2 separate regions of the Homo sapiens genome follow, and region 2 is linked to region 1. The links are chromatin loops, found by intact Hi-C in ENCODE. Cell type or tissue: Caco-2. All regions are shown on one strand. Links, peaks and the distances in the headings refer to the core of each region. The heading gives the core; the rest is flanking DNA.

The links. A loop is a pair of places that touch in the nucleus more often than their neighbours do. Peaks named below come from ENCODE experiments on the same cell type or tissue, not always from the same donor. Only the 100,000 strongest peaks of a DNase experiment are listed, where the experiment ranks them.
Region 2: a loop joins it to region 1, with 5 times the contacts of the local background. A loop is called at or near these places in 5 of 110 quality-filtered maps.

The regions. Positions count from the first base shown.
Region 1 is chr10:23,527,749-23,532,150 of GRCh38, forward strand. No RefSeq gene overlaps it. Among named protein-coding and RNA genes, the nearest start is that of OTUD1, 91 kb to the left of the region's middle. In Caco-2, for the core only: CTCF peaks have their summits at 2,180 and 2,487 (motif pointing left); no DNase peak of the experiment used is centred there.
Region 2 is chr10:24,555,489-24,559,890 of GRCh38, forward strand. No RefSeq gene overlaps it. Among named protein-coding and RNA genes, the nearest start is that of ARHGAP21, 170 kb to the right of the region's middle. RefSeq lists a silencer at 3,133-3,580. In Caco-2, for the core only: a CTCF peak has its summit at 1,870 (motif pointing left); a DNase peak (open chromatin) is centred at 1,833.

The DNA.
Region 1 (4,402 bases), core at 729-3,228:
AACATCATTTTGTTCACTTTTGTGTTCTCTCCAATTCTTTTCACATGCCTCACACAAAGAAAGAGTGTAATAAATGCTTGACTAAATACCTTGTATTTTAGAAAAAAAAAACCTATGATATAAGCAATTAAGCAAATCATTGGCCCACTTGTTACTTGATGAGACAGGTCAAGTACCTTGCACCTGGTAATAGAGCTAATAAGTGGTAGAACTTGGGTTCAAAATCAGGCAGTTTGATTCTAGAGTTTCCCATCCATAGTCAGGCGATGTATGTATTAGTAGCCACCCCCACCCCCTAACTGATATCTCCTCCTTTTCCCTCCTATAGGAGCAGTGCTCCCTCGTACACAGGTATCCACACCTCCTTTATACAGCCCATTTGCTGCGGGGAGCTGATTCTGTTCCTGGCTTCTGAGATGGGGCATGTACCTAGGTGGAGCCTATACCAATGAGGGACAACTATTCCCTGATCAGAGTTATTGCATCAGGGGTGGGTAGCGAGCCTGAGACCATGTTTGCTGAGTAATTTCTGGTAAAGAAGTGTCCTCTGTTTTGGAAAACTGGGAAAGCAGCTTCTTTCTCTATCCTTAGATATAAATGGAGGCAGGGCCCAGGTAGTTGTGGACAGCCCAAATAGGACTGCTGGGATTGAAGATGACATTGCCAAAGGCAGACAGATGTTGAACTAAACTTGGTCTTGGATGACACTGTTGAGCAATTGAACTGAACCAATCCTGAAACTAACCTTACTTCTAGCATTCAGTCATGTGAGCTATTAATTCTCTTTTATCATTTGAGGTTTTTTTTTCTCACCCAGTGGAAACTATTCATGGCCACAGTAAGGGAAGATAATATTTCTTTCTCAAAAGCTAACTGGTTAGAACTTTGACAGAGTATAGTCATCACGCTTGGAAAGAACTAATTAGATCTCGGTATTAAAAAGCTATGTGATAACTGGTTCATGTTATATTTACAGCTCTATATTCAAATAAAACCCAAATGTCAGATGCTTGAATATGAATATAAAAATATCAGGACCTGCTGTTACTGCAGCTGAAACTGAATTATAGCTCCCTGAGGGAGAATCAATACTTTTCTTTTAAGCCAAACTCAAGATTCCTAAATGTACTTCCAAATAACAAATAATAAATGACCAAGGAAAAGATTTTTAAAATACCTCTACAGAGGATAAAAATTAGGGGGAGAATGCTACTCGTCTGTTACAAGAGTTGGAAAAATCCTCCCTTAAGCTTTTTCTATATATCTTTATTCTCCCCCAGGGTAGAGCCAATTAAATAACTTTTATGGTGAAAAATTCAGTTGTTTGGGATTAAAAAGACAAATAATCAAAGATAAAATCATTACCTTGAGGGCCAGCCATGGTGGCTTACATCTGTAATCCCAGAGCTTTGGGAGGCTGAGGCAGGAGGATGGCTTGAGCCTAGGAGTTCCAGGCCGCGGTGAGCTGTGATGGCGCCACTGCACTCCAGCCTGGGTGACAGAGTGGGATCTTGTCTCTTAAAAAAAAATTATCACTTCGAAAGAGATTTTCTTTAAGATTTTATTTCATTGGTTCTCACCTTTAAACTAGAAGGGCAGAGCTTCTGTTGGTACAGTACTAAGAAAGTATAGAGAACAACAACAAAAATACCTTCAGAATAAGGGGAATGTGTATTGATTATTCTTGATTAGAAAACATACAAGGCTCTCTTAGTCCAAGGACGCCATTATGTTTTCCTTTTTTTTTTTGACAGAATCTACAGGCTTAATACGTTCCTTTCCAGCTTGAAAGGATCTCTCCTCCTTTCTCCCCCTTGATGCTCTATCTTGAATAGTCAAACAGAATTATAAGATGCTTTTTAAATTGGGAAGAAAACAATCATTTTCTGCTTTTGTTTTCTTTGTATCAGGCAGAGGCAAGGGCCTCCAGCCAGCTAATGTGATGGACACGGTATCTGGAGAGTCCTGCATTTCAAAACTTACTCTAAGGAAGACTGCTTTGATTTTCAAAGTCTCTAGTCTACAGAGAGATTGAGCTCTGGCTGCAAGACACTGTCTATCATAGAGCCACATGGCGACATTGCCGTAGAGAAGAGACATAAATAACCACAACTGCCAGAAAATAAAGCTGGTAATCTCTAGAAATGCCTGGATACATTAAAATGAAATATAACCCAGTACTCTGGTTCTTTAGACCCCGTTGAATACTTTGTTCTCAGTCAGCTGATAAAATTTTAATTTATTATTGCGTGTTTATGATGAAATGTAACATAACTCATTCATTGTGTCTGTTAATCCTCTCATTCATAAAAATAGCATATGTGTTGATGATCTACATTAAAGTAATTGTTTACCATGGGTAGTATTATAGCGATAATCTATAAATAATGTGAAAGTTTGTAGAAAATTAAAGTATATAGAACTGTAGAAAGAGATAAATCTTTAAATATTTAAGGTTTTGATCTGCTTGTATAATGAACTGGTGTTTTAGCCATTTGAGCCACCTAGTGGTAATATACATGAGATATGATTTCTTATTCTGAAAAAAAATGTAAAAGTTTAACAGTTTCCAATTTAAAAGGAATAAACTAAGTAAAGCGAATCATAACCATTATATATTATACATTCAGCTTTTGAATTATTACTTATTGGTAGAAGATTGACTATTAGAAAATAAATTATAAAAACAGTTCTTTGCTTATTTTGTTTCTTCTAATAGAGGCCACATAGCCAAGAAAATTAAAATTATAAAAAATTATAATTGAAGGGGATATTTGCAATATGTATAAGAAAGAAAAAGCAATCAAATATTTAGTGGACTAAAATGAATAATACACTTTCCAACTTAATTGTATTCCAATGTAACCTTTGATAAGTGGTCTTCAGTGTAGTCATATTCTCTTAAGTCTGTCTTTTAGCCAATCATTAGTCTGTCTTCTTATATTCAAGGAACAAAACTGAATCACTAATCTGCTCAGTGATCCATTAGAAATACTCTGTAACTGATCACACTGTGTCTAATTTTAGATTTCTTTTACTGGGAACTGTAGATCAAAGCAAGTTTCCATTTTGGCTCTATTCTGGTATAATAACTTCCGGCAGAGCCAAATCATGAAATACTGCTAACTTCACGTGTTAGAATCCACATTCATCTTTGCCTTGTTAACTTTTAAGGAGCTTTTTATTTATTGTTCCAAGAATGCCAGGTTCTTTGGTTTCCTGCTTTCTTAAATTGCCATGTGTCTCTAAATAGGTTTTTTTCAAAATCGGAATTAGCACAAAGATAGATAGATTTGTCTTCTTTGAATTCACCAGCCTCCCTACTTGGTAGGATTGCAAAACTATCTTATGAACCCAGCAGAGAAAATATCCTCTCTTCTTGATGATCCTGCTTGTTGGAACTCTGACCTCTCCATTTCTTCTGTGGTTTCACTGGGTAATCTGAAGACAAGTCTTCACATGTGGTTCCTGGAAGCAATGACATCTAAAGTTGATCTAAAGTCGAGAGGATTGAAGCGTGCCAGCCTGAGAGCAGACAAAACCTTTAAGGAGTAATTGAGCAGGGTAAAAAGGGAATAGACTCTAAAAGAGGAAGAGCTTCCCTGATACATAAGGCACCCAGGAAGATCTGTGGGGGAACAAGATAATGGAGGGAGAATTCTGCTACAACAGAATGGTGTCTGTTATTTTGCTCCCCTCCCTCCACCTTTTTTTAGAAATACCATTTTTCTGGATAGAATGTGTGGTTGTGGGGTAGACGTGTTTCCTAGGCTGGGCCAATCAGAGAATTACCTGAGTCGTTTTGAACTCAGCTCTAGTGAGAAGTCTGAGATATTCTCTGGTGTCAAACTCAGGAGATGTGAATTGTGGTGCTGCTTCCTGCTTTGTGGAGAAAATCAGTCCAGAAGATGAGATGGCAGCTGACAGCAGAAACAGGCAGAGACATAGAGCAGGGAACATGCCTGAGCCACGCTTTTTGGAACCAGTACATTTCCCCTTTTGCCTCAGCTAGTTGGAGTTGGGTTTCTGTCACTTACATCCCAAAGAGTCCTGATTAGTACAGAGCAGATACTGCCTGCATAGTCAAGTAACTTGTTCAAGGGTTATCAGTGAACAGAACATTCTGGAAGGTAAGGGAAAACAGCAGGTTCCAGAGTCCCAAGAATCAGGAAGATGATGATCAGGAGGAAGACCTGATAATAATCAAAACAGGGTAAGTGACTGATTTAATATTCATAAGACACAGAGACGCAAGAGGATATGAACTTTTCATTTACCTTAAAATGCTCATTCCAAACCATGCAAGTTTCCTTCATTTCTTTTCTCCATATTAAAATTTTTACTAATATATCATGATGACTAACTTTTGCAAGTAGGAAGTACCAAGATGCCTAATAATAGC
Region 2 (4,402 bases), core at 622-3,121, 1.0 Mb after region 1:
TCTCCATACCTAGGACACACTTTTATTCTTTGTCTTTGGCTTTATTTAAAGCCTTTACCTACAAGTATTCTATTTGAAACAAATGAGATGAAAGCCCCTTTCTATGGATGAAGGACAGTAGGGACCAACCTTGTATCATTACCAGTCAACACCTCTGCCAGGCAACAGGAACACAGATGATCCCCAATGTTGGGAAGCGACAGTTGAGCCGTCCTGTCTGCAGAAGATATTAAGTCCTTCTCTGCAGCATGTTGATTGGATCACACTTTGTTTGAGCCGGCATTAAAAGTGGTATCCAGGACTGCTCCATAAAGAGATTGGATCTAAGATAGCACATTGGACCGATTTAGGATTGCAGATGGATTAGAGATTGTATTAGTCCATTCTGGAATTGCTAAAGAACTAACTACCTGAGACTGGGTAGTTTACAAAGAAAAGGTTTCACTGACTCGCAGTTCCACAGGCTGTACAGGAGGCATGGCTGGGGAGGCCTCAGGAAACTTACAATCATGGCAGAAGGCGAAGGGGAAGCAGGCACGTCATACGTGGCGGGAGCAGGAAGAAGAGAAAGCAAAGGGAGAAGTGCTACACACTTTTAAACAACCAAATCTTGTGAGAATTCTATCATGAGACAGCACTGGGGGGTGGCACTAAACGATTAGAAACCACCTCTGTGATCCAATCACCTCCCACAGGGCCCACTTCTGACATTGGGGATTACAATTCAACATGAGATTTGGGTGGGGACACAGAGCCAAACCATATCGGAGACCTAAGATTTCTTAGATCTGTAAGGAAGCCAGAATTTGTCTTTGACCTGTTTGGTCTCCTCCCTTGAGTGTTATCTCCTTTGTGGTTTTGAGCTCATCTGACCACACACACCAGGGTCTGAGTCTGGGGCCTCAGCCGCCTCCTTCCTCATATCCCTGGTGTCCTCTGGGCTGGAAAAGGAGGTCTCTACTCCTTTCTGAGAAGTGCTTTTTTTCACCTGACATCAACTCTAGGAAGCTAAGCCAAGAAGGCTTAGCTGAGCTGTTTGATTCTCAAACAGTTGGCTAACTTACTTGGAAATGGAGTCAGGGAAGAAGATGTTCAGGAATAACTAGATCATTGTACAGTGATTGCAGCTGCACATTCTTCAGTCTCACAAATGAATAGAATCCATTGCACAGCAGAAGTTGCCCTGCCAGGCCTAGCACACTTTCCCCCTCCTGCAAAAAGAATGTCCGCTCACTGAGTGACTCCAGAGAAAGGGGCCCTGACCTCTTCCTGCCCCTTCTGTCTAAAATCCCTCAAAGGAGACACTCCCAAGGTCAAGCGTGGCATCCCTGCCCCACGGAATCTGGCGTCTCCCTATCTTTCAGTGGGCGCCTCGCCCACCTACCCGCGGCTCCCTCTGGCCCAGCCACCCTGTTCTTTGGTCTGCTCCTCCTCAAGCCCCAGCCACAAGCTGCTTCCTGTGCCTGGAATGTTCACCCCACCACTTCCTCATCCTGATCTCAGCTCACACGCTGCTCACTCCAGGAAACCTGGATCTCACCCTCTATGAGTTCACCCTCCTTCACAGCACTTAGTGGAAACTAAAGCAGACAGTGGGGGTGAGTGGTGGTCAGTAAATTATCAAGTGCAGGAATCAATGTCTGTATTACACACAGAGGACCCCAAGGCAGGACCTGCCAAAAGTCAGGTAGGTTCATATTCTTCTGTGGGGTGCAGGCTGGGGGACGAGGTATGAGGGGCACGTAGTTCCTACTGTTCACACCATCCACATTTAACACTCTTTAAGACTTGAGATTGAAGACTCCTTTAAGAGGCTGCATCTCAGGAAAATACTGTTCACCTCCTGCCATCTGGTGGTCATCTGGAACTTGTGCACCTCGTTGAATTTCTCAACTTTATCTCAGTTTTTGCTGCAGCTGTATTATATAGTTTCAAATAGCTAGAAGGAGGATTTTTTTTTCCTGAGATGGAGTCTTGCTCTGTCGCCCAGGCTAGAGTGCGATGGCATGATCTCAGCTCACTGCAACCTATGCCGTCCGAGTTCAAGTGATTCTCCTGCCTCATCCTCCCGAATAGCTGGGATTACAGGCGCCCACCACCACGCCAGGCTAATTTTTGTATTTTTAGTAAAGAGGGTGTTTCACCATGTTGGCCAGGCTGGTCTGGAACTTCTGACCTCGTGATCCGCCCACCTCGGCCTCCCAAAGTGCTGGGACTACAGGCGTGAGCCACCGCGCCTGGCCAGAAGGAGGATATTGAACGTTCCTAACACAAACGAGAAATGTCGAAGATGATGGATATGTTAATCACCTGGATCTGATCATTATACCATATATATATATATATATATATGGTATACCATATACCATATATACACACATATATAATATGGTATACCATATATCATATATATACACACACATAGGGGTGGTTTATATATATATACATAGGGATGGTATACCATATACCATATATATACATATATATATATCAAACCATCCCTATGTACCCCTTGAGTATATATAATTATTTGCCAATTAAAAGTTTTTAAATGTAAATGTACCAGCCATATGCAGCTGTAGCCCCGAATGAAAACGTGAGGCAGTTGGCATTTGTCCTCAGCTTGGGGCTTCTTTTCAGAACTCCTCTGTGCCTTCCATCGTTTCTATCTTTGGGGGAAGTGATAAACTGAGATACCAGAAAACTGATGTTCCTTTCCAAGCATGTTAGGGCAATAGGAAGAGGGCAACAATTTAATCAAAGGATCAAGTGTCCGGTGGTGGAATGCCAAGTGTCAGAGGGCAGATCCAAAGTAGAATTTTCTGGGAATTCAAACTCCATGGGGCAGGAATGGGAATCCCCGGGAGGCGGTCTGCTGACCATGAGTTTGCTGTTCTTTCATTTCCACATTTTGGAATTTCTGGAGGAAGTCTTGCTGTCCACCGCAGGGCTGAAGGAGCTAGAAGCTGTAAGTGTGTGGATTAAAAAGTATGTGGATTAAAAAGCACTATTTGGGAGGCCAAGGCAGGAGGATCACTTGAGCACAGGAATACGAGGCCAGCCTGAACAACGTAGCGAGACATCGTCTCTATAAAAAAAAGAAAATGGTGGTGTGTGCCTGTAGTCCCAATTACTCAGGAGGCTGAGGCTGGAGGATCACTTGAGCCCAGAAAGTGGAGGCTGTGGTGAGCCCTGATCGCACCATTGCACACCAGCCTGGGCAACAGAGTGAGACCCTGTCTCTAAAGGAAAAAAATGTATGAACTGGGGAAGGTCCTTACTCAGGTAAGCTAACCAAAGCAATGGTTCAATTCAGAAAAGGTAGTTAGGAGTAGATGATGGTGTATTTTATCAAAATCTGAACAAACGTCGGCAGGCAGAACCTACTGGGCGTGTTCCATCTCTTAGCTTGCACGTTGTGTTTCTAGTTGAGCACCTATGACTGCATTAAATTCTGAGTAGCAGCTGCCGATGGTTCACTTGATAAAGGCTGTCATCAAAAGCCCCTGAGCCTCTTCCACCTGTGCAAAAGCTAAGCCATGTAGCCACTGTTCTATACTTGTGCAATTGCTATTTTGGACTCAGACAAATTTATATATATATCCCTGTCCCTGTCACATTTCCACCTGTTTGATTCAACCGACCATTCCATGTGCATTTAAATAAAATCCAAAATTTTTCTAGGGCCTGCAGGCTCTGTCAACATCTCCAACTTCACCTGCTATTCCACAATAACGTTTTGCCTGATGAATAAGCAAAGACATTACCTGTGGATCAGTAACTCTCAGCTTGTGGGTAACCCTTATTCTCTCCCAATGCCATAGGATGGTTGGGGGAGCTATGTAGAATTTTCTTTCGTCTCTTTTTTTTTTAGAGACAGGGTCTTGTTCTGTCACCCAGGCTGGAGTGCAGTAGAATGACCATAGCTTACTGCAACCTCAAACTCCTGGACTCAAGTGATCTTCTTTCCTCAGCCTCCCAAGTAGCTGGGACTATACAGGCACACTAAGTTTTATTATTATTATTTGTAGAGACAGGGTCTCACTATATTTCCCAGGCTTGTCTCGGATTCCTGGGGTCAAGCAGTCTTCCCTCCTCAGCCTCCCAAAGTGCTGGGATTACAGACATGAGCCACCTCATGCAGCCCTGGAATTTTCATCTCTAACAGAGAGTCACATGCTACCAAAGAAGGTAGCGCTGCTTGGGGGTCTGTTTGAATTTCTACTGTCAGTTCTTCCCAAGTCCAGGCTCTCAGACATTGGCACTATGTGAAGGCCTGGGCCTGGGGTGGTGGTATTTCGGATGGGCTCTGAGTTCTCTGTGGCCTCTGTTGATTTCCCCCGGCAGAACTGATGCCTTAAACTTCTGGAGACCACAGCTCTACCTTGGAGGTTCTTAACCT